2 separate regions of the Homo sapiens genome follow, and region 1 is linked to region 2. A link is a loop called in an ENCODE intact Hi-C map of the cell type or tissue named here. Cell type or tissue: CD4-positive, alpha-beta T cell. All regions are shown on one strand. Links, peaks and the distances in the headings refer to the core of each region. The heading gives the core; the rest is flanking DNA.

Region 1 (16,324 bases), core at 5,279-10,278, 290 kb after region 2:
CTGGTGTTTCTGAGACCTTCATTTTAGGGGTTTGTTTTCTGAGCCTCAACAAGGTGTTGACAATTGTGGATAAAGTTGTTGTTTTGATTGCCAGGCGTGGGGGCTCACGCCTGTAATCTCAGCACTTTGGGAGGCCGAGGCAGGAGGATTGCTGGAGGCCAGAAGTTCGAGAACAGATTGGGCAACATAATGAGATCCTGTGTCTCAAAAAATCTTTAAAGAAAAAAGCTGTTTTAAGCCTTTTTATACGTATCTTTTGGTGAATATACCCCCTGTCTCTCCGGTGAGTACCCAGGGTTGGAATGGCTGGATAACAAATATCTAGGCTGTTTCCTACCAACATTTCAGTTGTCAGATTTTTTTTTTTTTTTTTGGAGACGGAGTCTTGCTCTGTTGCCCAGACTGGAGGGCAGTGGCGTGATCTCAGCTCACTGCAAGCTCCGCCTTCCGGGTTCACGCCATTCTCCTGCCTCAGCCTCCCAAGTAGCTGGGATTACAGGCGCCCGCCACCATGCCCAGCTATTTTTTTTTTTTTTTTTTGTATTTTCAGTAAAGACGGGGTTTCACCATGTTAGCCAGGATGGTGTCGATCTCCTGACCTCGTGATCGGCCCGCTTTGGCCTCCCAAAGTGCTGGGATTACAGGCATGAGCCACCACGCCTGGCCTTTTTGTTTTTTTCTTTTAGACAGGGTCTCACTTTGTCACCCAGGCTGGAGTGCAGTGGCATCATCTCAGGTCACTGCAGCCTCTTCCTCCAGGTTCAAGCAATCCTCTCACTTCAGCCTCTCAAGTAGCTGGAACTATAGGTGCACGCCACCACACCTGGCTAATTTTCATATTTTTAGTAGAGAGGGAGTTTCGCCATGTTGCCTAGGCTCATCTTGAACTCCTGAGCTCAAGCGATTCACCTGCCTCGGCTTCCCAAAGGGCTAGGATTACAGGTGTAAGCCACTACACCGGGTCTAGATTTTTTTTTTTTTTTTTTTGAGACGGAGTCTCACCCTGTTGCTCAGGCTGGAGTGCGGTGGCATGATCTCGGCTCACTACAATCTCCACATCCCAGGTTCAAGCGATTCTCCCACCTCAGCCTCCCGAGTAACTGAGATTACAGGTGCCCACCACCATGCCCAGTGAATTTTTGTATTATAAGTAGAGATGGGGTTTACCATGTTGGCCAGGCTGGTCTCGAACTCCTGACCTCATGTGATTGGCCCACCTCGGCCTCCCAAAGCACTGGGATTACAGGTGTGAGCCACCACACCCAGACACGTTTTTTTTATTTTTATAAGAGGCAAGGCCTCACTCTTGCCCAGGCTGGAGTCCAGGAGCATGATCATGGCTCACTGCATCCTTGATCTCCTGGGTTCAAGTGATCCTCCTGCCTCTGCCTCCTGAATAGCTGGGACTACAGGTGCATGGCAACGTGCCCAGCTAATTTGAAAAAAAAAATTTTCTTTTTTTGGTAGAGACAGGGTCTCACTATGTTGCCCAGGTTGGTCTGAAACTCCTGGGCTCAAGCAATCCTCCCACCTTGGCCTCCCAAAGCACTAGGATTACAGGCATGAGCCACTGTACCAAGCTCAGGTTGTTAGATTTTTAATAGCCACCTTTCTTGTCTCCTTGCCTCGTCCTCAGGCCAACCCTATGTATCAGCATTCACTAAGCACTTGTGTTGACAACATTCCTGTTCTGGGTGCTGATGCTAGTGGTGGGGCGATTCACCTGTGGGGTGGCAGGGGGAGGACAGAGCTGCTGGTTCTGGGTGAAATTCACTCCTGCTCTGGGATGCCAGGGAGCCTGACGTCCCTTTAGTCACAAGATTTGTGTGTTAGTTTATCTTCACAACCACCTGGGGCATGGGCTTCGAGTAAACACATGTAGTTGCCTGGAAAGTGAGGGTCAGAGACATCAAGGGACAGATTCAGTGACCTGTGCAATGACTGGGATGTGAACCCAGGGGAACTGACTGTAGGCCCTGCAAGAGATCCATCCATTCATTCATTCATTCAATAAACACTCCCTGACAACTTTCCTGTGCTGGGTGATGCTGGCATACCCAAGCGGTCTCAGTCCTGGTGCCCAAGGAGACATCTGTCTGGAGGAAGATCAGCTGGACACAGATGTCCCCCATCTCTGTGATGTCAGGGCTGGGATAGAGGGTGAAGCCAGGAGCTGGGAAAGTGGGGACTATGTCTGGGGAGACAGGGAACTTATCCTGAAAAACGAGACTTTGCAACTGGGGTTTCGAGGAGTGTGTGGGAGTTTGCCAGTCAGATGATGCATTCATTTACTCAACAATCCCCCTCCCCACTACCACCAGCCAAACCCTCTGTGCTACTCTCACTCCAGCCTGGCCTCAAGGATCCTCCAGGCTCAGGGAGACAGAACCAGATACAGACTCTCCAGGTGATCATGAATGGGCTGGAAGAAGGGGTGAAAGCAGGAGGTGCCCTGGGTAGAGGAACTGGGGGCTCTGAAGGGGACCACAGGGGGTCTCTTGGGAGAAGAGAGTGTGGTTGCAATTGATTCTCACAGAGTGGAAGTTGATGGTGAATATATATTATATATTTATACATAATGTAATATATTATATGTTATATATGTAATATGTATTATATGTTATATAATATATATTATATAGTATATATTTTATATGTTATATAATATATATTATATAGTATATATTTTATATATTATATATACACTATATATTATATATTTATATACTATATACTATATATTATATATTTATATATTATATATACTATATACTATATATTATATATTTATATATTATATATACTATATACTATATATTATATATACGTATATTATATATTGTATATATAATATATACAATATATAGTATATATAATTTATATAGTATATATTTTATATACTGTATAAAATATATACTATAGTATATATAGTATATAAAATATATACTATAGTATATATACTATATAAAATATATACTATAGTATATATAGTATATAAAATATATACTGTAGTGTATATAGTATATAGTATATATACTATATATAGTATATATGATATATATAGTATATATACTATATATAGTATATATGATATATATAGTATATATACTATATCGTATATACTATATATAATATATAATATAGTATATATACTATATATTGTATATTATATATATTATATATATAAATATAATTTTTCTTTGAGATGGAGTCTCGCACTGTCACCCGGGCTGGAGTGCAGTGGCATGATCTCGGCTCACTGCAACCTCTGCCTCCCAGGTTCAAGCAATTCTCCTGCCTCAGCCTCTCAAATAGCTGGGATTACAGGAGCCCACCACCACACTCAGCTGATTTTTTGTATTTTTAGTAGAGATGGAGTTTCACTATGTTGGCCAGGCTGGTCTCAAACCCCTGACCTTGTGATCCACTGCCTCAGCCTCCTAAAGTGCCAGGGCTACAGGTGTGAGCCACCGGGCCCGGCTGAATATTTTTGTTTTGAAATATATGGCTTGGGCTGGGTGTGGTGGCTCACTCCTGTAATCCCAGCACTTTGGGAGGTTGAGGCAGGCAGATCACTTGAGGTCAGGAGTTCGAGACCAATCTGGCCACCATGAGAAACGCTGTCTCTACTAAAAATACAAAAATCAGCCAGGTGTGGTGGTGCGCACCTGTAGTCTCAACTACTTGGGAGGCTGAGGCATGAGAATTGCTTGAACCCCGGAGGTGGAGGTTGCAGTGACCCGAGATCACAGCACTGCACTCCACTCTGGGCGACAGAGTGAAACCATGTTCCCGCCACCATCCTCAGGGCTGGCTATGGGGGGCAAATGGGGAAAGAGGTGGCCAACTGGACAGGCTGGAACTGTGATAAGACTGACTTAGGTCCCTGGGGCTGTGGGGGACTATGAAATGGTGCAGTGAGCCAACATCAAGCACATACTGTGGGCCGTCCTCAGGGATGATGTACATGTCCCTTCCCTCCTCTATTCCACACACATGTATTGAGCACTCACTGTGTGTTAGACTCTGTGCCAAGCCAGCAGCGGGTGTCCCAGCCCTGCCTTCAGGATTTCCTAGCTCCTAACTGCTAGCTCAGTGCTCCTCAATCTTTGAGACCAGATTAATTCATTAATTATTCCATTTGACATACGTTTCTTGAGTACCTACTATGTGAGGCAATGGAGAGACAAAGCTATCTGAGACCCAGTCCTGGCTTCTAAGAAGCTTATAGCCTGCTTGGGAGGCAAATAAGAAAACTAATGTGATGAGAGCAGCTGACCTCCTCCACTCACTTTTGGGAGTCAGGGAAGGCTTCCTGGAGGAGGGGCCATCTTAGCAGAGAAGGGGGGATAAAGCAGTTTATCCCGGAGAAGAGGGGAAAAGGTATCTCTGGCTGTGGGAACAGCGTGTGCAAAGGCCTGCGGGGGAGATGTGTGGGAAAAATTCCAGGGAGGCTGTAGGCCAGAGGATGGGAGAGGTGATGGGAAGCTGAAATGGCCAATCAGCAAGCAAGAACGGCCTTGTAGGCGGAGCTTTTGATGTGCGCCTTCTCATTGGTCGCCAGCCGTGGTCCAGGCAGCGGCAGTCACAGGGGCGTGGTCAGGGGCTGTGCTGCATCCCAGCCACGTGGTCCAGATCCCGAGCTGGATGCGACCTACCAAAGTGGCGCGCAGTGTTGTTACCCCGGCGGAGGTGACCAACCTGGGTCCAGACCCAGTTTCCAATTCCTGCTCACGTCTGGGCCCCCAAGCAGCACCATGTGTCGACATCCAGACCCGCAGCAAGTCTAACGGTCACCAACGTCCCCGCACCTCCCTTTCTACTAATGACCCTATTGTAAAACGTGAGGTTGAGGAGTCAAGGGCACAGACACCAAGCTTGGTGGGGTTCAAATCTCAGCTCTGTCTCTCCCCAGAGGTGCGACCTCCCTGGGCCTTGGTTTCGCCATCAATTGAACTGGTAGGGTCGCTGTGGGGATTAAAAGAGTTAAAACAGCCCGAGGGTGTAACCCTGCATATGCTAAGCGCTCACCTGGTATTACTTAATTCTTGTAATTTATCATTTTATTTTGGAAATCTACTGGCTACAAGTAGCTCTCTGGCAGCTGGTAGCAATCTGCCTGAGGTCTTCCTAGGGATAGTGAACCAACCCCGGGGCTGTTTCTAGATGCATTGAATTTAACCCAAATAAAGGTGACATCCTGTGTCTGAATGTAATTAAACATCGATTCATTTGGACTTTGCAGTTCTCTTTTTGCATTTTGGAGCCAAAGTGAACAGGCCTCTGGGTCTCAAGCGTTTTCTTTCTTTCTTTCTCTTTTTCTTTTTTTCTTTCTTTTTTTGGAAACAGAGTCTCGCTCTATCCCCTAGGCTGGAGTGCAGTGGCGTCATCTCGGCTCACTGCAACCTCCGCCTCCCAGGTTCTAGCGATTCTCCTGCCTCAGCCTCCAGAGTAGCTGGGATTGCAGGTACATGTCACCACGCCCAGCTAATTTTTGTATTTTCAGTAGAGATGGAGTTTTGCCATGGTGGCCAGGCTGGTTTCAAATTCCTAACCTCAGGTGAGCTGCCTACCTCAGCCTCCCAAAGTGCTGGGATTACAGGCGTGAGCCACCGGGCCCGGTAAAGCATTTTCATAGGGCCCCAGAGTGCTTTTCAGCTGCGGGCACCAAGGGTCTGAGATAGGCCTGCCTGACAGTCCCCTTATGGTGGTCCTATAGATATGAGAAGTCAAACCCCTGAGTTGGGGTCCAGCAATGTCTCCTACTACCTGGGTGGTTTGGGCAAATGCCTTGGCATCCCTGGTCTATGGTTTTCTCACGGGTCAAAGGAAAGAGAGGCCCCACGGTGAGTGTTCTCTCCCCTCCCTACTTCAACCTCTTAGGTTGGTTGTGAGTCCACGAGGTCTCCAGCCAGTCTAGAGTGGGGAAACAGGACTTGGAGGATCAGAGTGAGTCCGGGTGTAGCCCTGAGCTAGGGCGGGTCTAGGGACATGGCTGGATCCAGTGGCGACAGCGGAGGTACTGGAGGCTGCAGAAGACAAGGTTCGTGCTGGCCCCTTTCCAAGCCAGGCCCAACCAAAAATTCATTTCACATGCTCTTAGGATACTTACATTGGACATAACACCACCTGGCCCTCAGCTCACTCCTTTGTGCCTCAGTTTCCTCATCTGTAAAATGGAAATGATGGTACCCACTTCCAGAGTTGACATATAAGTGAGATACACAGAAAGAGTGTTGAGAGGGAGCCCTTGCTTTTTTTGACTTAAAAAATATATACATATTTAAAGTAGAGGGCCTGGCGTGGTGGCTCACGCTTGTAATCCCGGCACTTTGGGAGGCCGAGGCAGGCAGATCACGAAGTCAGGAGTTCGAGACCAGCCTGGCCAATATGGTGAAACCCCATTTCTACCAAAAATACAAAAATTAGCTGGGCGTAGTGGCAGGCGCCTTAATCCCAGCTACTCGGGAGGCTGAGGCAGGAGAATTACTTGAACCTGGGAGGCAGAGGTTGCAGTGAGCCAAAGGTTGTGCCATTGCACTCCAGCCTGGGTGACAGAGCGAGACTCTGACTCAGAAAATAAATAAATAAATAAAATAAATAAAGTAGAGATGAGGTCTCACTATTGTTGCCCAGGCTGGTCTTGAACTCCTGAGCCCAAGCAATCTTTCCGCATCCCAAAGTGCTAGGATTACAAGTGTGAGCTACCACGTCTGGCCTGACTTTTTCTGGTGGGGGACGGAGTCTCGCTCTGTCCCCCAGGCTGGAGAGCAGTGGCGTGATCTCGGCTCACTGCAACCTCCGTCTCCCAGGTTCAAGTGATTCTCCTGCCTCAGATTCCCGAGTAGCTGGGACTACAGGCGCCACCACACCCGGCTAATTTTTGTAGTTTTAGTAGAGACGGGGTTTCACCATGTTGGCCATGTTGGGCTCGAACTCCTGACCTCAAGTGATCTGCCCGCCTTGGCCTTCCAAAGTGCTGGGATTACAGGCATGAGCCACCATGCCCGTGCCCTACCCACACCCGCCCCCCACCCCCCACCCGGCGCCACCTTAAAAAAAGTTTTAAACTGTCATTTTAGGAGATTTAGGGGAAGGAGAGCCAGTAGAGTGCAGAGGTTAAGGGCCTCAGCTGGGCTTCCTAAATTCAAATCCAAGCTCTGCCACTCCCCTGATGTGTGACGTTGGGTGAGCAACTTAACGTTGTTGTTCTCAGTTTCCCCATCTGCAAACTCTATTATGGGGATTAAATGAGTGCTTGTAGAGTTCTGTTCCATGTCTGGCACACTGCAGGCACATGTCAAATAAGTTAACCTCCGTCAGAGGGTCACAGAGGGTCCCTGGTTCCCCTCTGCTCCCAGCCCTGGGATGGCCTAATGGCTTATGCTGCCCCCAGCTGGCCACTCTGGGAACTTTGGGCTGAGGCCCCCTCTCTGAGTCCGGAACCTCGCCTCCATTGGGTCTGAACCTATTACGTTCCTTTGTCTGCCTTTATTTCCTGCCTCCGTCTCCTCCTCTTGACCAATCCAATCACTTTTGTTTATGATCCATCCAATCCCATCCAACCACTCCAGGCCCATCCAGTCATTTTGCAGCCTAGTGTTATTTCCACCCTACATCCCTGCAGGGCAGGGCCTGGAACTTTCAAAAGATTGATGTTGCCTTTGTCCCATTTAATTCTCTGGGAAACCATTATTATTAATTATTATTATTATTATCTGTTGTCGTTGTTATTGTTGTTGTTTTTGAGACAGAGCCTCACTCTGTTGCCCAGGCTGGAGTACAGTGGCGCGATCTCGGCTCACTGCAGCCTCTGGCTCCTGGGTTCAAGCGATTCCCCTGCCTCAGCCTCCCGAGTAGCTGGGATTACAGGCGCCCGCCACCACGCCCAGCTGATTTTTAAACTTTTAGTAGAGATAGGGTTTCACCATGTTGGCCAGGCTGGTTTTGAACTCCTGACCTCAGGTGATCTGCCCGCCTTGGCCTCCCAAAGTGCTGGGATTACAGACTTGAGCCACCGCACCTGGCAGAAACCATTATTTTTTATCCTCATTTTATAGGCGATAAGCCAAGTTTGCCCTCATCGATTTCTCTGCCCCAGGCAGCCTGACAGCTACAATTAAGTTCAATAAGAGGTCCAATCTCAGAGCCTTTGCACACACCCTGCCCTCGGCCAGGAATGTCCTTCCTCCAATTCCCTGTGCTGAGCGAGATCCTCCTTGCTCGCTGGACCCTTGACCTTGGCAAAGAAGGAGCCGCAGAGAAAAAAGGGCAAGAGAAGATACAGACAGCACCGGCATAATTAAGTGGAGGGATGAGAAGGCTCAAATCAATAGCTTTGGAATTAGCTGAGCTGTTGGCTGGAAGAAAATGGGGCACCAGAGCTTAAAAATTAATTGGATCCGAGTGCTCAATGGTGAACGTTGAAATGCCCCTTTCATCATTATGATTATTATCATCATCATTATTATTATTTTGAGATGGGGTCTCACTCTGTTGCACCCAGGCTGAAGTGCAGTGGCGTGATCTCGGCTCACTGCAGCCTCTGCCTTTGAGGTTCAAGTGATTCTCCTGCTTCAGCCTCCCAAGTAGCTGGGACTGACTACAGGCAGGCGCCACCACGCCTAGCTAATTTTTTTTTGTATTTTTAGTAGAGACGGGGTTTCACCATGTTGACCAGACTGGTCTGCAGCTCCTGACCTCAGGTGATCCGTCCACCTTGGCCTCCCAAAGTGCTGGGATTACAGGCGTGAGCCACCACACCTAACAGAAACGTCCCCTTTCAGATCAGCGCGAGATGGGCAAGGGTGTGGATCCAAACTACGTTCATTGAATGAATGAACGATTACACAGACGTCTGCATTGCAGAAACGGCCTATTCTGAGAGTTACTCCAGACCCACTTCACGTCCCAGCCTTGTCCCCCTCCCCCGCCCCGCTGCCTGCTGCCCCAAACTCTCAGGAACTCAGTCTCCCCATCTATAAATGAGCACTTGACTGTAATCCCAGCACTTTGGGAGGCCGAGGCGGGTGGATCACGAGGTCAGGAGATTGAGACCATCCTAGCCAACACGGTGAAACCCCATCTCTACTAAAATACAAAAAAAAAAAAAAAAAAATTAGCTGGGCATGGTAGTCCCAGCTACTCGGGAGGCTGAGGCAGGGGAATTGCTTGAACCCAGGAGGCAGAGGTTGCAGTGAGCCAAGATTGCGCCACTGCACTCCAGCCTAGTGACAGAGTGATACTCCATCTCAAATAATAAATAAATAAATAAATAAATAAATAAATAAATAGGCACTTGAGAGAAGAAGAGGAGCACCTATGGTAAGCCCAAGGACACTGAATTCCATGTTCCCTGCAGGTAGCATTCCTGCTGACCTGATAACAGGGACTGGCGTTGGGCATGGACAGAGTTGTAAAGGGTGGACCCCTGGGTGTGATGTCTTGGCTTTGATAGTCCTGGAAGAGCAGGGTGTCCCTTGACCTTGTATCTATGCCCTTGCCCCAAATAGCCACACCTCATTGCGTGTTGTCGACTATCCCATTGGTGTCTCCAGCCTGCATCTCCCCAGAGCTCCAGGCCTCAGTATCCAATGGCATTGGATATTTCCACTGAGTGCCTTGCAGGCATTTCACACTCACAAGGCCAAAACCTGGCTCTTAGAATAGTTACTCGCCCTGAGATCTGCCCCTTCTCCATCCTGTTGGTGCCTCCACTATCACACAGTAGCCTGGGTCCTGATTCCTGGATACGCTCTTTATTTTATTTTATTTTATTTTTTTTGAGATGGAGTCTTGCTCTGTTGCCCAGGCTGGAGTGCAGTGGCGCCATCTCGGCTCACTGCAAGCTCCACCTCCCAGGCTCATGCCATTTTCCCACCTCAGCCTCGTGAGTAGCTGGGACTACAGGCGCCCGCCACCATGCCTGGCTAATTGTTTGTATTTTTAGTAGAGACGGGGTTTCACTGTGTTAGCCAGGATGGTCTCGATCTCCTGACCTCGTGATCCACCTGCCTCGGCCTCCCAAAGTGCTGGGATTACAAGCGTGAGCCACCGCGCCCGGCCCTCTTTATTTTATTTTTTTAAGAGACAGGGTCAGCCGAGCGTGGTAGCTCATGCCTGTAATCCTAGCACCTTGGGAGGCTGAGGCAGGCAGATCACTTGAGGTCAAGAGTTCAAAACCAGCCTGGCCAACATGGTGAAAACCTGTCTCTACTAAAAATACAAAAAACTAGTGGGGCGTGGTGGCGGGTGCCTGTAATCCCAGCTACTCAGGAGGCTGAGGTACAAGAATCGCTTGAACCTAGGAGGCGGAGGTTGCAGTGAGCCGAGATTGTGCCACTGCACTCCAGCCTGGGCAACAGAGGGAGACTCTGTCTCAAACAAACAAAACAAAACAAACAAACTAAAAAAGAGACAGAGTCTCACTCTGTCACCTAGACCCAGGCTGGAGTGCAGTAGTGCAGTCATAGCTCACTGCAGCCTCCATCTCCTTGGCTCAGGCAGTCCTCCCACTGCAGCCTCCTGAGTAGCTGGGACTACAGGCACACACCACCATGCCCAGCTCATTTAAAAATTTTTGTAGAGATGGGGTCTCACTCTGTTGCCCAGGCTGATCTCAAAATCCTGGTCTCCCTCAAGGAATCCTCCCGCCTCGGCCTCCCAAAGTGCTGGGATTACAGACATAAGCCACTGCACCTGACCTGGACTCATTCTTGTCCCTTCTCTTTCCTTACCCTGCATGTTCAGTGCATCAGCAGGTCCTGCAGTCTCCGGCTCCAGAATGAAACTGAGCCTCCCTGAGCTCCTAAGGGGCCTGCTGTATCTTGTGTGGATGCTGTCCTGGCTCCCTGCCACCTACACTCCTGCCCCCAGCCATCCTTGCTCCCCTAGGGAGCCCCAGATGGATTCTTAAAATCATAAAGCAGGCCGGGAGCGGTGGCTCACGCCTGTAATCCCAGCACTTTGAGAGGCCAAGATGGGCAGATCACGAGGTCAGGAGATCGAGACCATCCTAGCTAACATATGAAACCCCGTCTCTACTAAAAATACAAAAAAATTTAGCTGGGCGTGGTGGTGGGCACCTATAGTCCCAGCTACTTGGGAGGCTAAGGCAGGAGAATGGCGTGAACCCGGGAGGCAGAGCTTGCAGTGAGCCGAGATCGCGCCACTGCACTCCAGCCTGGGCGACAGAGCGAGACTCCATCTCAAAAAAAAAAAAATCATAAAGCAGATCACGCCCTTCCTCTGCTCAAAGCCCTCCCGTGGCTCCCTATTACCCTCATAGTATAGCCCACACTCTTTCCTGTGATCAGGAGGCCTGGCATAGTCTGTATCCCTGCTGACCTGCCCCCCTCCCCGCCCCCGACTCCATCCCTCCCTCACTCCCTCCACCACGTACTGACTCACTCATGTTTATGGAGTGCCCACAGTGTTCTGATTCCGTTTTCCGTTCAAGGTGGTCACTCCCTGCCAGTGCAGTTGGGGGCATCAGAGAGAGGTCTGGGGGTGGGGAGACACGGGTTAGAACAAGACCTCAGTGGCCACTTAGGCTTGGGCTGGAGTCTCAGCCCTGTCTTGCAGAGCTGAACCCCCATCTCTTCTTCCTTCTCAGTCACTCTCTCTCCATCTCTCTGTCTGTCCATCTCAGAGTAAATTCCAGAGCCTTCTCCATCCCCTGCCCTGAGGCCCTGAATGACCTTCCCCCGCAGTTCCCTTTCTCTCTATTCTTCTTCTTCTTCTTCTTCTTCTTTTTTTTTTTTTTGAAACAGAGTCTCGCTGTTTTGCCCAGGCTGGAGTGCAGTGGCACAATCTCTGTTCACTGCAACTTCTGCCTCCCAGGCTCAAGTGATTCTCCTGCCTCAGCTTCTGGAGTACCTGGGACTACAGGCGTGCACCACCACCCCTGTCTAATTTTTGTAATTTTTTAGTGGAGACGGGGTTTCACCATGTTGGGCAGGCTGCTCTCGAACTCCTGACCTCAGGTTATCTGCCCGCCTTGGCCTCCCAAAGTGCTGGGATTACAGGGGTGAGTCACCATGTCCGGTCCCCTTTCTCTCTTTTCCTCTCTCCCCCTCACTCATTCACACAAGCCTTCTCGGCTTCTCCAACACACCAGGCACAGCCTCACCTCAGGGCCTTTGCACCTGTCCTGTGAATGCCTGTCCCTCATCTCTCTCCCTGCCTGGCTCCACCTCTTTTACATCTTGGCTCTCGTGTTGCCTCCTCCGGGAAGCAGATTCCCCCACCCCTTCCATCCCTCTCTGTCACCAGACCCTTCCCATCGCCTCATAATCGTCCTTGACTTCCTCTGCCTGCTTGTTCATTCCCACTTCCCATGCTAGGGACAATGTCGCCTGGCAGAACCTGGTGACAAGCTTAGTTCCCAGCATCCAGATGGCACCAGCAAACGCTGGCTGAACAAATTGACGTCTCATCGGTATCCGTCTACTCCATGGAGCTTTGCACAGTGCCAGGAACATCAAATGCACCCCGTAAGGACTGGGAATTTATCTGAAGACCAAGCAAGTTTGCCTTGGATTGGGGCTGCTAGAAAAAGCTCTGCCCAGCCGGGTGCGGGTACCTTATGCCTGTAATCCCAGCACTTTGGGAGGCCAAGGTGGGAGGATTGCTGGAGCCCAGGAGTTCAAGAGCAGACTGGGAAACCCGATGAAACCTCATCTCTACAAAAGTACAAAAAATTAGCTGGGGCCGGGCGCGGTGGCTCATGCCTGTAATCCCAGCACTTTGGGAGGCCGAAGGGGGCACATTGCCTGAGGTCAGGACTTTGAGACCAGCCTGGCCAACATGGTGAAACCCCTTCTCTACTAAAAATGCAAAAAAAATTAGCTGGGTGTGGTGGCGTGCGCCTGTAATCCCAGCTACTCGGGAGGCTGAGGCAGGGGAATTGCTTGAACCAGAGAGGTGGAGGTTGCAATGAGCCGAGATTGCGCCATTGCATTCCAGCCCGGGCGACAGAGACTCCATTTCAAAAAAAAAAAAAAAAACTTAGCTGGGCATGGTGGTGTGTACCTGCAGTCCTGGCTACTCAGGAGGCTAAGGTGGGAGGATCACCTGAGCCTGGGGAGGTCGAGGCTGCAGTGAGCCGTGATTGTGCCGCTGCACTCCAGCCTGGGCGACAGAGTGAGACACCATCTCACAAAAAGAAGAAAAAAAGCTCTTACCATTCATTCTCCATTCAAAAGCTGAGCTGGACAGATGCTGTGCCGTGAAACTCTTCTCATCTAAAGCCCAGATGTTTTCATCGCTGCTTTTGGCACCGGGGGTGGGCAGGTTTTGATAAGAGCAGGGTCCCTGGGGAAGCCCTGGAGCTCAGCAAGGCAGGAATGATGTGTCTGCATTTGCTGGCAGTGGTAGCCTCACTCTGCAGGTGGGGGGGTTGTACTTTTCACCAGCCTGTACATTATCTCCCATCACTTCTCTTTCCATTATTTTTCTTTGTGGGTTTCCTAGGGTGGTGGAGAGAAAGCATGAAATTGGAAGCCAAGAGAAGAGAGATGGAAAGACACAGAGAGTCACACAGGGTTTGCAAAGGCTCCAAATGCAGATGCACCTGGAGGGGAATGAAGTTAAGAGGGGGCCACATGGAGGTTGCAGTGAGCCGAGATCTTGTCACTGCACTTCAGTCTGGGTGACAAAGACTGTCTCAAAAATAAGTAAATAAATAAATAAATAAAAGAGGGGGCCGGCCGGGTGTGGAGGCTCACGCCTGTAATCTCAGCACTTTGGGAGGCCAAGGCAGGTGGATCACGTAAGGTCAGGAGTTCGAGACCAGCCTGGCCAAGATGGTGAAACCCCGTCTCTACTAAAAATACAAAATTAGCCAGGTGTGGTGGCTCATGCCTGTAATCCCAGCTACTTGGGAGGCTAAGGCAGGAAAATCGCTTGAACCTGGGAGGCGGAGGTTGCAGGCTGAGATGATGCCACTGCACTCCAGCCTGGATGACAAGAGGAAAACTGTGTCTAAAAAAAAAAAGAGGGGGCCACAGAGAAGAGAGGGCAAGAGAAGACAGAAGCAGCATGGCATAATTAATTGGAGGGAGGAGGAGACAGCTCAAATCAATACCTTTCGAATCAGCCGAGCTATGCTGTTGGTGGGAATGAAATGAGGCACCAGGGCTTAAAAATTAATTGGATCCAAATGATCAATGATGAACGTTGAAACATTCTCTTTCAGAATTGGAACAAGGCAGGAATGCCTGTTAACATGGTGCTGCGCATTTTACTAAAGAAAACAAGAAATGAAAGTTCTGAGGAGTGGAAAGGAGGAATTAAGGGTGTCTTTAGGCCTGGCACGGTGGCTCACGCCTGTAATCTCAGCACTTTGGGAGGCCAAGGCGTTCGAGACCTTGAGGCCAGGAGTTCGAGACCAGCCTGGCCAATGTGACGAAACCCCATCTCTACTAAAAATACAAAAAATAGCTGGGCGTGGTGGCTTGCCTGACCTGGACTCACTCTTGTCCCTTCTCTAATCCCGGCTACTCGGGAGGCTGAGGCAGGGGAATTGCTTGAACCAGGGAGGTGGAGGTTGCAATGAGCCGAGATTGCGCCACTGCACTCCAGCCTGGGGGACAGAGTGAGAATCCATCTCAAAAAAAAAAAATTAGCTGGGCATGGTGGTGTGTACCTGTAGTCCTGGCTACTCAGGAGGCTAAGGTGGGAGGATCACCTGAGCCTGGGGAGGGTAATCCCAGCTATGTGGGAGGCTGAGACACAAGAATTGCTTGAACCCAGGAGGCAGAGGTTGCAGTGAGCCAAGATCGCACCACTGTACTCCAGCCTGGGTGACAGAGCGAGACCCTGCCTCAAAAAAAAAAAAAAAAAGGAAAAAGAAAAAAAAAAGAGTGTCTTTATTTGCAGATAACATCCTCATACGCAATAAACTCCCAAAGAATGTGCACATCTAATTATTGGGTTTACAAAAAGTTGAGAAAGCTTGATAGATGCTGGTCACAGTGGCTTACGACTGTAATCCCAGCACTTTGGGAGATGAGGCAAGAGGATCGCTTGAGCCCAGGGGTTCAAGACCAGCCTGGGCAACATAGGGAGACCCCGTATCTACAAAAAATAAAAAATTAGTCAAGAATGGTGACATAAACCTGTAGTCCCAGCTACTGGGGTGGCTGAGGCAAGAGGATCACTTGAGCCAGGGAGGTTGGGGCTATAATGAGGTATGATTGCACCACTGCACTCCAGAAAGGGTGACAGAGTCAGACCCTGTCCCCCAAATAAATAGGCCACTTATCCACAGCACCAAATACTCAAAGCATCTAGAAAAAAATCCCAAAGTTATAAGCTTTGCTGAAAGATAGATAAATGGAATTATTCACTGTATGTTCACTTTGAAAGATTCAATCACAAAAGATGCTCATTCTCCTGATTTGGTTTATAGATTCAATGCAATTCCAATCTAAGTCCCAACTGAGTTTCTCCATGCAACCCAAAAAGCTGAGAAGAAAGCAAAGAATAAGTCAGATGCTTGTGAAGCAGAGCAAGATGAGTGACTGGTGTTGGCAGATGTAAACGATTAGCACAAAGCTTCTACCAGGAATAGATCAGCCTCTGGGACAGAAGAGAGATCCTAGACCAGACTTCCAGGTGGGCAGACATCCAGCAGCACTGCTTGACTTCTGGTTGGTCTATGCTTGCTGTTAAATCCACACATGCATGAAAACTTGCTTTGTGAGTTTCATTACAGGGTATTGGGACAATAGATCATCCCCATGGACAAAATATGCGATTGGACTTTATCTTACTCCACACTCAGAAATCAGTTCCAAGAGAAGTCAAGACATGACTGCAAATGACAAGACTCAAAAAATGTAGAATACGTATGGGAAGATCTTTATGACGCTGGGGCAGAAAATGATTTCTTTCCTTTCTTTCCCCTTCCTTCCTTCCTTCCTCCCTCCCTCCCTTCCTTCCCTCCCTCCCTCCTTTTTCTTTGTTTCTTTCCTTTCCTTTCTCTCTTTCCTTCTTTTCTTTCTTTCTCTTTCTTTCTCTTTTTTCTCTTTCTGTCTCTCTTTCTGTCTCTCTCTCTTTCCCTCTCTCCCTCTCTCTCTTTCTTTCCCTTCCTTCCTTCCTCCCTCCCTCCCTTCCTTCTCTTCTATTCTTTTCTTTTTCTCTTTCTTTCTCTCTCTCTCTCTTTTTTTTTTTTTTTAATTTGAGATGGAGTCTCGCTCTGTCACCCAGGCTGGAGTGCAGTAGCATGATCTCCACTCACTGCAAGCTCTGCCTCCCGTGTTCATGCCATTCTCCTGCCTCAGCCTCCCAAGTAGCTTGGACTACAGGTGCCTGCCACCAC
Region 2 (9,757 bases), core at 1-5,000:
TCATACCCTTCTCGTGCGTGGGCCCAAGCTGGTCATTCATGCACCAGCCACGGCCTAGTTATCTCGTTGAGCCAGGCGATGGATGGCCTTATCAGAGGCTGCCAGGACCTGGGGCTCCTCGGCTATGCACAGCGTCGTCTCCCCAGGAGCCAGGCCTCCTCGCCCCACCCAGGGCTCAGCATCTGCCAAGTAAATGCCTGTTGCTCCCAGCACCCAAGCCCATGGCCTCCAGGGACCTTTCTGATTCTACTTGTGTCTGGAACCCTCCCCTGTAGCCCACCCCTGAAGGGTCTCTCTGACCCCTGGATGTCACCAAATAACCCCTCCTCCTGACGTCCCCATGGCTCCTCCATGGAGTCCCTTCCACCAAGTCCAGGTTTTTTCTCACTGCAACCTCCACCTCCTGGGTTCAAGCGATTATCCTGCCTCAGCCTCCCAAGTAGCTGGGATTACAGGCGTGCACCACCACACCCAGCTAATTTTTATATTTTTAGTAGAGACAGGGTTTCACCATGTTGCCCAGGCTGGTCTTGAACTCCTGACCTCAGGTGATCCGCCCGCTTTACCCTCCCAAAGTGCTGGGATTACAGGTGTGAGCCACTGTGCCCAGCCAGTCCGGTTCTTTACTTTGGCCTAGGGGATTTCCAGTTTGAATGCACCATCCTTCCTCGCAGTGTGGTCCCAGGTAGGTAGATTCACCTCTCTGGGCCTCAGTTTCCCCCCCATCCCACCATGGTCAAGTTCTGATGAGGAATCAGTGTGGTAATTGACATCATCACATTCTCTGTAGACAGCAGGTGCTCAATACAAATCTCACAAAAACCCAAATGACCTTCCTCACCCAGGTCACCTCCCCCATGGGCCCCGCTGGGGCCTGGCACACAGTGGGTGTCCATCAACGCGGTTGGTTGAAGGGGAGCGATGCTTCTGGCCAGGGCTGGGCCATGCTGTCTGAGGGATCTCAGCGCCAGGTGGGGCTGGTACAGGTGTCCCTAGAGAGTTGTCCCTCACTGAGCTCCAGCCCAGAGGGAGAGAGGGCTTCTAGGCTAGGATTCTAGGCTAGGCCGGTGATGGGAACAGGTTTTTCTGATTCCCACATTCATCTTGGTACCCAGGGCTGGAGGTCTACCTCCTGGGACATCACCAGTGCCTTCCAGCCATGCACACAGGCAGCCACTAGGCGGGTCCTGCTTTATTCAGAACCAGCACGGACCCCTCCCCGGGCTGCTCCATGCCCACCGGGGGCCTGGGGAGAGTCGGGGGACCAGGTGACCAGAGGAAGCTCCGGGCTCCCCTGCCCTCACCCATGGTCCAGCCCTGCCCTCTGCCTGGGCAGTCTGGGCGGGGCAGGCCTCAGTCCACTCAGCCTGACTCAGCGTTGGCTTCTTGAACTCCAAGAGGCGCCACTGTACAAGGCTTCCCGGAGGTGGCGGCCACACGATGGCCAAGATTTAGGGGTCTGGTGGCGGGCAGGGCCGTCACCCGCAGTCCGAGGGGGCCACGGGCGTCCACCGGCAGGGGGAGCTCCGGGCTGCCTGGTCTTGGGGGCCGGGGCCGGGCCTGGGAGGCAGGGGAGGCGGGGGTGGGCGTATGGCTTGGGCGATGAGGCCAGGCAGGGCCTGTAGAGAGGCACCCAGCGCATCCAAGCGGCTTTCCAGGGTGGCCAGGCGGGCCTCCAGCTCCTCGTGCTGAGCGTGCAGCTCCGATACAAGGTCGTACATGACGGTCTGGGTCTGCGGGAGACAGAGAGGGGCAGGAGAGAGGCGCCGCTGAGTGAGAGAGGAAAGGACGATACCACGACACCAATGACAGAGAGGGACAGCCCACACGCTCCAGGTGGGTGCCAGCCACTAATGGGGCCCGTGTGAGGGGTGGCTGGGAGGATACCCCCAGCCCCAGAGGTCCCTTGCTGGGCCCAGGGAAGGATTGGAGAGTGGATGAGGGGAGAGACTGGTCTTTTCTTTCTCTCTTTTTTTTTTTTTTCTTTGAGACAGAGACTCCCTCCGTCACCTATGCTGGAGTGCAGTGGCCCAATCTCGGCTCATTACAACCTCCTCTTTCCGGGAGGCGCCCAGCCTAAAAGACAGGTCTTAAATGCCAAGCTCAGCTGGTTGTGGTGGCTCACGCCTGTAATCCCAGCACTTTGGGAGGCCGAGGCAGGCGAATCGCCTGAGGTCAGGAGTTTGAGACCAGCCTGGCCAACATGGTGAAACTTTGTCTCCACTAAAAATACAAAAATTAGCCGGATGTGGTAGCGGGCACCTGTAATCCCCGCTACTCGGGGGGGATGAGGCAGGAGAATCACTTGAACCCAGGAGGTGGAGGTTTCAGTGCGCCTGAGTGACAAGAGGGAAAATCCGTCTCAAGAAAAAGAAAGCAAGCAAGCCAAGCTCAGGGCTGGCAGGCCTGGGAAAGGCCTAGTGAGGTTCTGGGGTGGGGGGACATGCCCAGAGCTGCCCTGGGGGTCTAGTGGCCACAGGGCACACATAGCCACAGGCAGTGCTCAAGTGGTACCCACAGACCTGGGGGATGTTTGGGGCTGACGTTGCTCCAGGCTGGGGAACAGCAGGAGCGTGGGGACATGGCTGCCTAGGAAGAAGAGGAGGGGGGACCCTGTTCAGTCGTGAACTGCCACCCCTCCCATTAGGCTGGGGAGGGGACAGGGGTCTAATGACGAAGGTGACTGCCCTGAGAATCTGACGCAATCACAGACTGGGAACACGACAGCCACAATTACTGTTACAGCAGCCAGTGGGGCATCCCTACCACCTCAACTGCCCGGTTCTGGCACTGTCCCCCTATGGGCAGGGGAGGCCGGCCAGGCAGGGACAGTCCTGGGTGCAGACACCACTCTGGCCACCAGGTGGCACTAGAACATCACTCCACGGCTCTGAGCGCAGCTGGGTCAGGACACCGGTTTGCCACCCCGCGGCGGCCTCCGTGGGAGGATGGAGGCAGTGGTGGAAGGAAGACAGGACAGGACGAGGTGCCCACCCCAGCTCCTCTGTCCTCTCACACCCAGCCTCTTCCTCCCAGCTTCCTCCACTGTGCCCCCTACCCTTTTCCCTCCATCAGTGCAAGGCAGACCCCACTCCGAGTGCAAACACCTTGTGGGGGCCTCCCCTCCTAGCACCACTGACCTTACCCTGGCCTCTCTCAGGCACCACAGTCCCTAGAGCCAGAGGGTGACATCTGGAGGCCAGAGCAGTGTCCAGCCTTCAGGTGGTTCTTTTTAGTCTTTTCTGAGGTTTAAAATTTTTATTTTTATTTTTATTTTTGAGACGAAGTCTCGCTCTTGTTGTCTAGGCTGGAGTGCAGAGGCATGATCTCGGCTCACTGCAACCTCCACCTCCTGGGTTCAAGCGACTCTCCTGCCTCAGCCTCCCAAGTAGCTGAGATTACAGGTGCCCGCTACCACACCCGGCTAATTTTTGTATTTTTAGTGGAGACAAAGTTTCACCATGTTGGCCAGGCTGGTCTTGAACTCCTGGCCTCAGGTGATCCGCCCACCTTTGCCTCCCAAGGTGCTGGGATTACAGGGATGAGCCACTACACCCAGGCTTAAAATTTTATTTTTTAGAGACAGAGTCTTGCTCTGTCTCCCAGACTGGAGTGCAGTGGTACAGTCACAGCTGACTGCAGCTTTTACCTCCCAGGCTCAAGTGATCCTCCCACCTCAGCCTCCTGCTAATTTTTCTATTTTTTTTTTTTTTTTTTTGTAGCAATGGAGTTTTGCCATGTTGCCCAGGCTGGTCTTGAATTCCTGAGCTCAAGTGATCCCCCCTCCTCAACTTCCCAAAGTGCTAGGATTACAGGCATGAGCCACTGCATCTGGCCTGATTTTCTTAATATTTTCCTTTCTCTACCATACCTTACTGTAAGAATACAGTATATATACACAAAATATATGTGAATCAACTGTTTATCAGTAAGGCTTTTGGTCAATGGTAGGCTATCAGTAGTTAAATTTGGGGTGAGGGGGCGTCAAAACTTATATGAGGCCGGGCACAGTGGCTTATGCCTGTAATCCCAGCACTTTGGGAGGCCAAGGCAGGTGGATTACTTGAAGTCAGGAGTTCGAGACCAGCCTGGCCAACATGGTGAAACCCCATCTCTACTAAAAATACAAAAAGTAGCTAGGCGTGGCGGCATACACCTGTAATCCTAGCTACTCAGGAGGCTGAGGCAGGAGAATACCTTAAACCTAGGAGATGGAGGCTGCAGTGAGCTGAGATCGCACCTCTGCACTCCAGCCTGGGCAACAGAGTGAGACTCTGTCTCAAAAAGAAAAAAAGAAGTTATATGGGAATATTTGACTTTTAAGGGGTCAGCACCCCATAACCCCCATGTTCGAGAGTTAACTGTATATCTTCAGGGGTCTAGAATATGTTTTTCTCTCTGTAAGATTCTTTTCTGGGTGCGGTGGCTCACGCCTGTAATCCCAGCACTTTGGGAGGCCAAGGCGGGAGGATCACTTGAGCTCAGGAGTTTGAGACCAGCCTGGGCAACATGGTGAAACCCCATCTCTACAAAAAATACAAAAATTAGCAGGACCTGGTGGTGTGCGCCTGTAGTCCCAGCTACTCAAGAGGATGAGTTGGGGGGATTGCTTGAGCCTGGGGAGGTTGAGGCTGCGGTGAGCCATGATTTTGCCACTGCACTCCAGCCTGTACCACAGAGCAAGACCCTGTCTCAGAAAAAAAAAAAAAAGAAGATTCCCTTCCAAATTAAATTTCTTGTAGGTTAATATTAAGCTAGATTGCATTCTCTTCCTAGTGATGGAGGAAGTGAGTCCAAAATGCACTGGGGACAAGAAATAAAATAGAATGGGACTTAACATTTTCTAAAGATAACATGAAATTAGCCTCAAGCTGACTGATAGATCAGGGGATGTAGCCACTGAGCAAAAGCTATTTTCTGAAACTATGTCATTGGTCAGAAGGGAATTCAAATCAGTGTTGCAAAGATCTCAAGCACTTGATTAATTGCAACTGGTCCAGTGACACATCTTCCAGTGGAAGAATTCAAAAAGTGGGAAATGGGCTGGGCACGGTGGCCCACGCCTGTAATCCCAACACTTTGGGAGGCTGAGGGGGGTGGATCACTTAAGGTCAGGAGTTCGAGACCAGGCTGGCCAACATGGCGAAACCCCGTCTCTACTAAAAGTACAAAAATTAGCCGGGCATGCTGGTGCATGCCTGTAATCCCAGCTACTCTGGAGGCTGAAGCACGAGAATTGCTTGAACCCGGGAGGCGGAAGTTGCAGTGAGCTGAGATCACGCCACTGCACTCCAGCCTGGGTGACAGAGCAAGACTCTGTCTCAAAAAATAAATAAATAAAGCTAAAAAAAAAAGTGGGAGATGACTTGATATTCGAATCAACACACAGATCCATGTATAACACAAACTGATTTCTTTCTTGCTTTTTTTTTTTTTTTGAGACAGGGTCTCGCTCTGTTGCCCAGGCTAGAGTGCAGCAGAGTGATCATACCTCACAGCAGCCTTGACCTCCTGGGCTCAAGTGATTCTCCCGCCTCAGCCTCCCTAATAGCTGGGACTACAGGCACTCACCACCATGCCTGGTTAATTTTTTTATTCTTTTTGTACAGATGGGGTCTCTCTGTGCTGCCCAGGCTGGTCTCAACCTCTTGGGCTCAAGTGATCTGCCTGCCTCAGCCTCCCAAAGTACAGGGATTATAGGCATGACCCATTGAACCCAGCTGGCCCCAATTTCTCTTGCAATCAATTTAAATTTCCTGACAGATGTTTAATTGCTATACAAATTATACAAAGCTTTCTCCCAAGGCTATCATTTGAATTTATACCCATAGCAAAGGAATTTTTTCTCTTCCATTTCAGATCTTGAATTGAGGTGGTATGCCTAAATCTAGAAATACCTCTTCACCCATTTAGCCCCCTAATTGTGTACTCTTTTTAAATTTTTAAATTATTTTTAAAATTATTATCATTTTTTTGAGACAGGGTGTCACTCTGTCACCCAGGCTGGACTGCAGTGGTGCCATCTCGGCTCACTGCAGCCTCAACCCCCCAAGTTCAAGCGATTCTCCTCCCTCAGCCCCCAAGTAGCTGGGATTAAAGGCGCCCGCCACCACGCCTGGCTAATTGTTGTATTTTTTTTGTAGAGACGGGATTTCACCATGTTGCCCAGGCTGGTCTCAAACTCCTGAGCTCAAGCGATCCGCCCGCCACTGCACTCAGCCCACAGCGGGTCCTTGTGCCCTCCTCCGGCAGGAGCTGAGCCCCATCCCATCTGCTCCGGGGCCCCACCTGCCCTGTCTGGCCCACCCTGCCCCAACCCACTCACCTTGGCTAGGTCGGTAAGCGTGTTAGCCTGGTCGTTCAGCTTCCCTTGCTCGATCTTCACACTCCGGAGCCTGTGGGGACACGGGGTTGGGGGAGGGGGTTAGGCAGGTTCCCGTGGAGGCTGCAGTGGGGGCAGGGACTTTCATGCACCCACCCGGGGTCACCTATGGGACATGCATCAGAGGATGAGGTGGGAGTTGGGAGGCCGATTCCCTGTAGTCTATTCCCTCCCAGTACACAGCCGGTGCGCCAGGGCCAGAAGTCAGCCTGGCCACCGCCCACACCACCCATTGGCTGGTCCTGTCTCCGGCCCAACTCAGGACTGCCCCAGGAAGTTGGATCCCAGACCAAGGTGAAGCCTGCACGGATCCATGGGGCAGATGTGAACCCTGCCCGCCTCTGAGGCTGGGGTTGGCATGCCCCGGGTGTACCCCCTGTCTGTGACCACCATGCACCCCCGATTTCCCAGCCCCACCAAGCCCCTGGGAGAACACTTACTTCTGAGCCCTGGCAGGACCGGGCAGAGCAGGAGAAAAATCACAAGGCAATTTTAACCTCAGCACAGTTGTTCGGCATGTACCCAACCCTGCCCACCTCCCGGGGATGCCACCCTAGGGCCCCGCGCGGGGTTCCCAGATGGCCGAGGGGCTGCCGTTGCTCTGGGGAGGTGCCCAGCCTCTGAGGGTTCTGTGCCAGCCCCTCAGGGGCACACCTGTCCTCTCACCACCACCGGAGGCGGTGTTTCATTCAGAAAACTATGCCGACACCATCTCCTGAGGGGGAAACTGAGGCTCAGAGGGGTAAAGCCACTGCCCATCCGCACCCCGGCAGGATTTGAACCCACACTTGCTACTTGGTGTTGGTGTTGGCACTGGTGACCCTGGTCTCTGGACAGCTGGCCGCAGGGGGAGTTGGTTAGTGTATGCCCTCGCCCCTTTTGACCATCCCTTTGTTTTTTTTGAGACGGAGTCTCACTCTGTCACCCAGGCGGGAGTGCAGTGGCATGGTCTCAGCTCACTGCAACCTCCACTTCCCCGGTTCAAGCGATTCTCCTGGCTCAGCCTTCTGAGTAGCTGGAATTACAAGCGCTCACCAGCACACCTGGTTTAATTTTTGTATTTTTAGTAGAGATGGGGTTTCACCATGTTGGTCAGGCTGGTCTCGAACTCCTGACCTCATGTGATCCGCCCGTCTCAGCCTCCAAAAGGATTACAGGCATGAGCCACTGCACCTGCTGGCACTCCCTTCTGTACCTAAGCCAGTCCAGGGGACTGTCTCAAAGTGATCTTGGCTCATTGCAACTTCAGCTTCCCAGGTTCACGTGATTCTCCTGCCTCAGCCTTCCGAGTAGCTGGGACTACAGGCATGTGCCACCACGCTCAGCTAATTTTTTTGTATTTTTAGTAGAGATGGGGTTTCACCATGTTGGTCAGGCTGGTCTTGAACTCCTGACCTCAAATGATCCACCCATCTCGGCCTCCCAAAGTGCTGGGATTACAAGTGTGAGCCACCGCGCCCAGCCTTTTGTACTTTTTTCTAATGTGGCTGTTAGCAAATTTAAAATTATATATGTTGCTCACGTGATATTCTAGTGGACAGCATTGTCGTCAGCATATTATGGCCTGTGGGTCAAATCTAGCCGGCCGCCTGTCTTGGAAAATAAGGTTTCTTTGGAACATGGCCACACCAGGTTATCCTCACTGCTTCCCTGCCTCAGCAGCAGAGAGTTGAAGAGTGGGACAGAAACGGTCTGGCCCATAAAACCTGAAAGATTTACCATCTGGCCCTTTACAGAAAAAGTTTGCTGACTGGCTGCATATTGGACTCAACTGAGGAAATTTTATTTATTTACTTATTTTAATATATTTTATTTTTGATTTTTTGAGACTGAGTCTTACTCTGTCGCCCAGGCTGGAGTGCAGTGGTGCGATCTCAGCTCAGTACAACCTACAGGCACGTGCCACCATGCCCGGCTAATTTTTATATTTTTAGTAGAGACAAGGTTTCGCCATGTTGGCCAGGCTGACATCAGGGGATCCACCTGCCTCGGCCTCTCAAAGTGCTGGGATTACAGGCGTGAGCCACTGCACCCAGCCATATATAGTTTTTTAAGGCAAGGCCTTGCTCTGTGGCCCAGGCTGGAGTGCAGTGGCGCAATCACAGCTCGCTGCAACCTTGACCTTCTGGGCTCAAGTTATCCTCCCACCTCAACCTCCTGGGTAGCTGGGACCATAGACACATGCCACCACACTGGGCTAATTTTTTTATTTTTGTAGAGACGGGGTCTCACTTTGTTGCCCAGGCTGGTTGCAAACTCCTGGCCTCAAGCGATCCTCCTGGCTCAGCCTCCCAAAGTGCTGGGATTACGAGGTGTGAGTCACCACGCCTCGCTTTATTTTTTAATTTTTACATAGAGTGGGGTCTCACTATGTTTCCCAGGCTGGTTTCCAAATCTTGGCCTCAATCAGTCTTCCCTCCTTGGCCTCCCAAAGTGCAGGGATTATAAGTGTGAGCCACCATGCCCAACCAAGCAGTCATTTGAGGAATTTAAATGTAAACCCAGACTGCAACCCAGACTCTACTAAGTAACTGATGTTGGATGTGGCTCTTGGGATTTTTAAAAAGCCCCCTGGTGACTTCAATGAGCAGCCAAGGATTTAGAGCTACTTTATTAAATAGTTCTCAGGGCAAAGAAACAACATAGGGAATCAAGCAATTTCTTTCTTCTTTTTTTTCTTTTTCTTTCTTTTTTTTTTTTTTTGAGACAGAGTCTCACTCTGTCGCCCAGGCTGGAGTGCAGCGGCGCAATCTCAGCTTACTGCGAGCTCCGCCTCCTGGGTTCATGCCATTCTCCTGCCTCAGCCTCCCGAGTAGCTGGGACTACAGGCGTCCGCCACCACGCCCGGCTAATTTTTTGTATTTTTAGTAGAGACGAGGTTTCACTGTGTTAGCCAGGATGGTCTTGATCTCCTGACCTCGTGATCCACCCACCTCGGCCTCCCAAAGTGCTGGGATTACAGGCGTGAGCCACCGCGCCCGGCCTTTTTTTTCTTTTTCTTTTCTTTCTTTTTTTTTTTTTGAGACAAGGTCTCACTTTGTAACCCAGCTGAGTGCAGTGGCGCAATCATGGCTCACTGCAGCCTTGACCCTGCAGACTCAAGTGATCCTTCCACCTCAGCCTCCCGAGTATCTGGGACCACAGAGGCACACCACCACACCCAGTTAAGTTCTTAGTTTTTGTAGAGATGGGGTCTCCCTGTATTGCCACGGATGGTGTTGAACTCCTGGACTCAAGCGATCTTCCTGCCTCCCAAAGTGCTGGGATTACAGGCATGAGCCACCGCACCTGGCCCAATTCATTTCTAGTTATCCTACATGATCCCATGGATCAGACCATGGATTTAACTATGAGCCTCCTGGCAGACAAAGCAAA

What was found. A loop is a pair of places that touch in the nucleus more often than their neighbours do. Peaks named below come from ENCODE experiments on the same cell type or tissue, not always from the same donor. Only the 100,000 strongest peaks of a DNase experiment are listed, where the experiment ranks them.
Region 1: it touches region 2 in a loop (5-fold over the local background); 2 of 110 quality-filtered maps call a loop at or near these places.

Annotation. Positions count from the first base shown.
Region 1 is chr19:17,695,131-17,711,454 of GRCh38, reverse strand. No RefSeq gene overlaps it. Among named protein-coding and RNA genes, the nearest start is that of UNC13A, 15 kb to the right of the region's middle. RefSeq lists a silencer at 9,869-10,096. In CD4-positive, alpha-beta T cell, for the core only: CTCF peaks have their summits at 7,193 and 7,392 (motif pointing left); a DNase peak (open chromatin) is centred at 7,444; H3K27me3 peaks cover 230 bases.
Region 2 is chr19:17,990,128-17,999,884 of GRCh38, reverse strand. It overlaps KCNN1 (potassium calcium-activated channel subfamily N member 1), which reads right to left. Exons shown (of 10, transcript NM_001386974.1): 8 at 6,823-6,831; 9 at 6,326-6,395; 10 at 1-1,733. The coding sequence ends at 1,479. Among named protein-coding and RNA genes, the nearest start is that of ARRDC2, 13 kb to the left of the region's middle. RefSeq lists silencers at 2,734-2,983, 8,271-8,565 and an enhancer at 2,598-3,099. In CD4-positive, alpha-beta T cell, for the core only: CTCF peaks have their summits at 1,397 (motif pointing right), 2,652 and 2,855 (motif pointing right); DNase peaks (open chromatin) are centred at 84, 1,394 and 2,884; H3K27ac peaks cover 396 bases.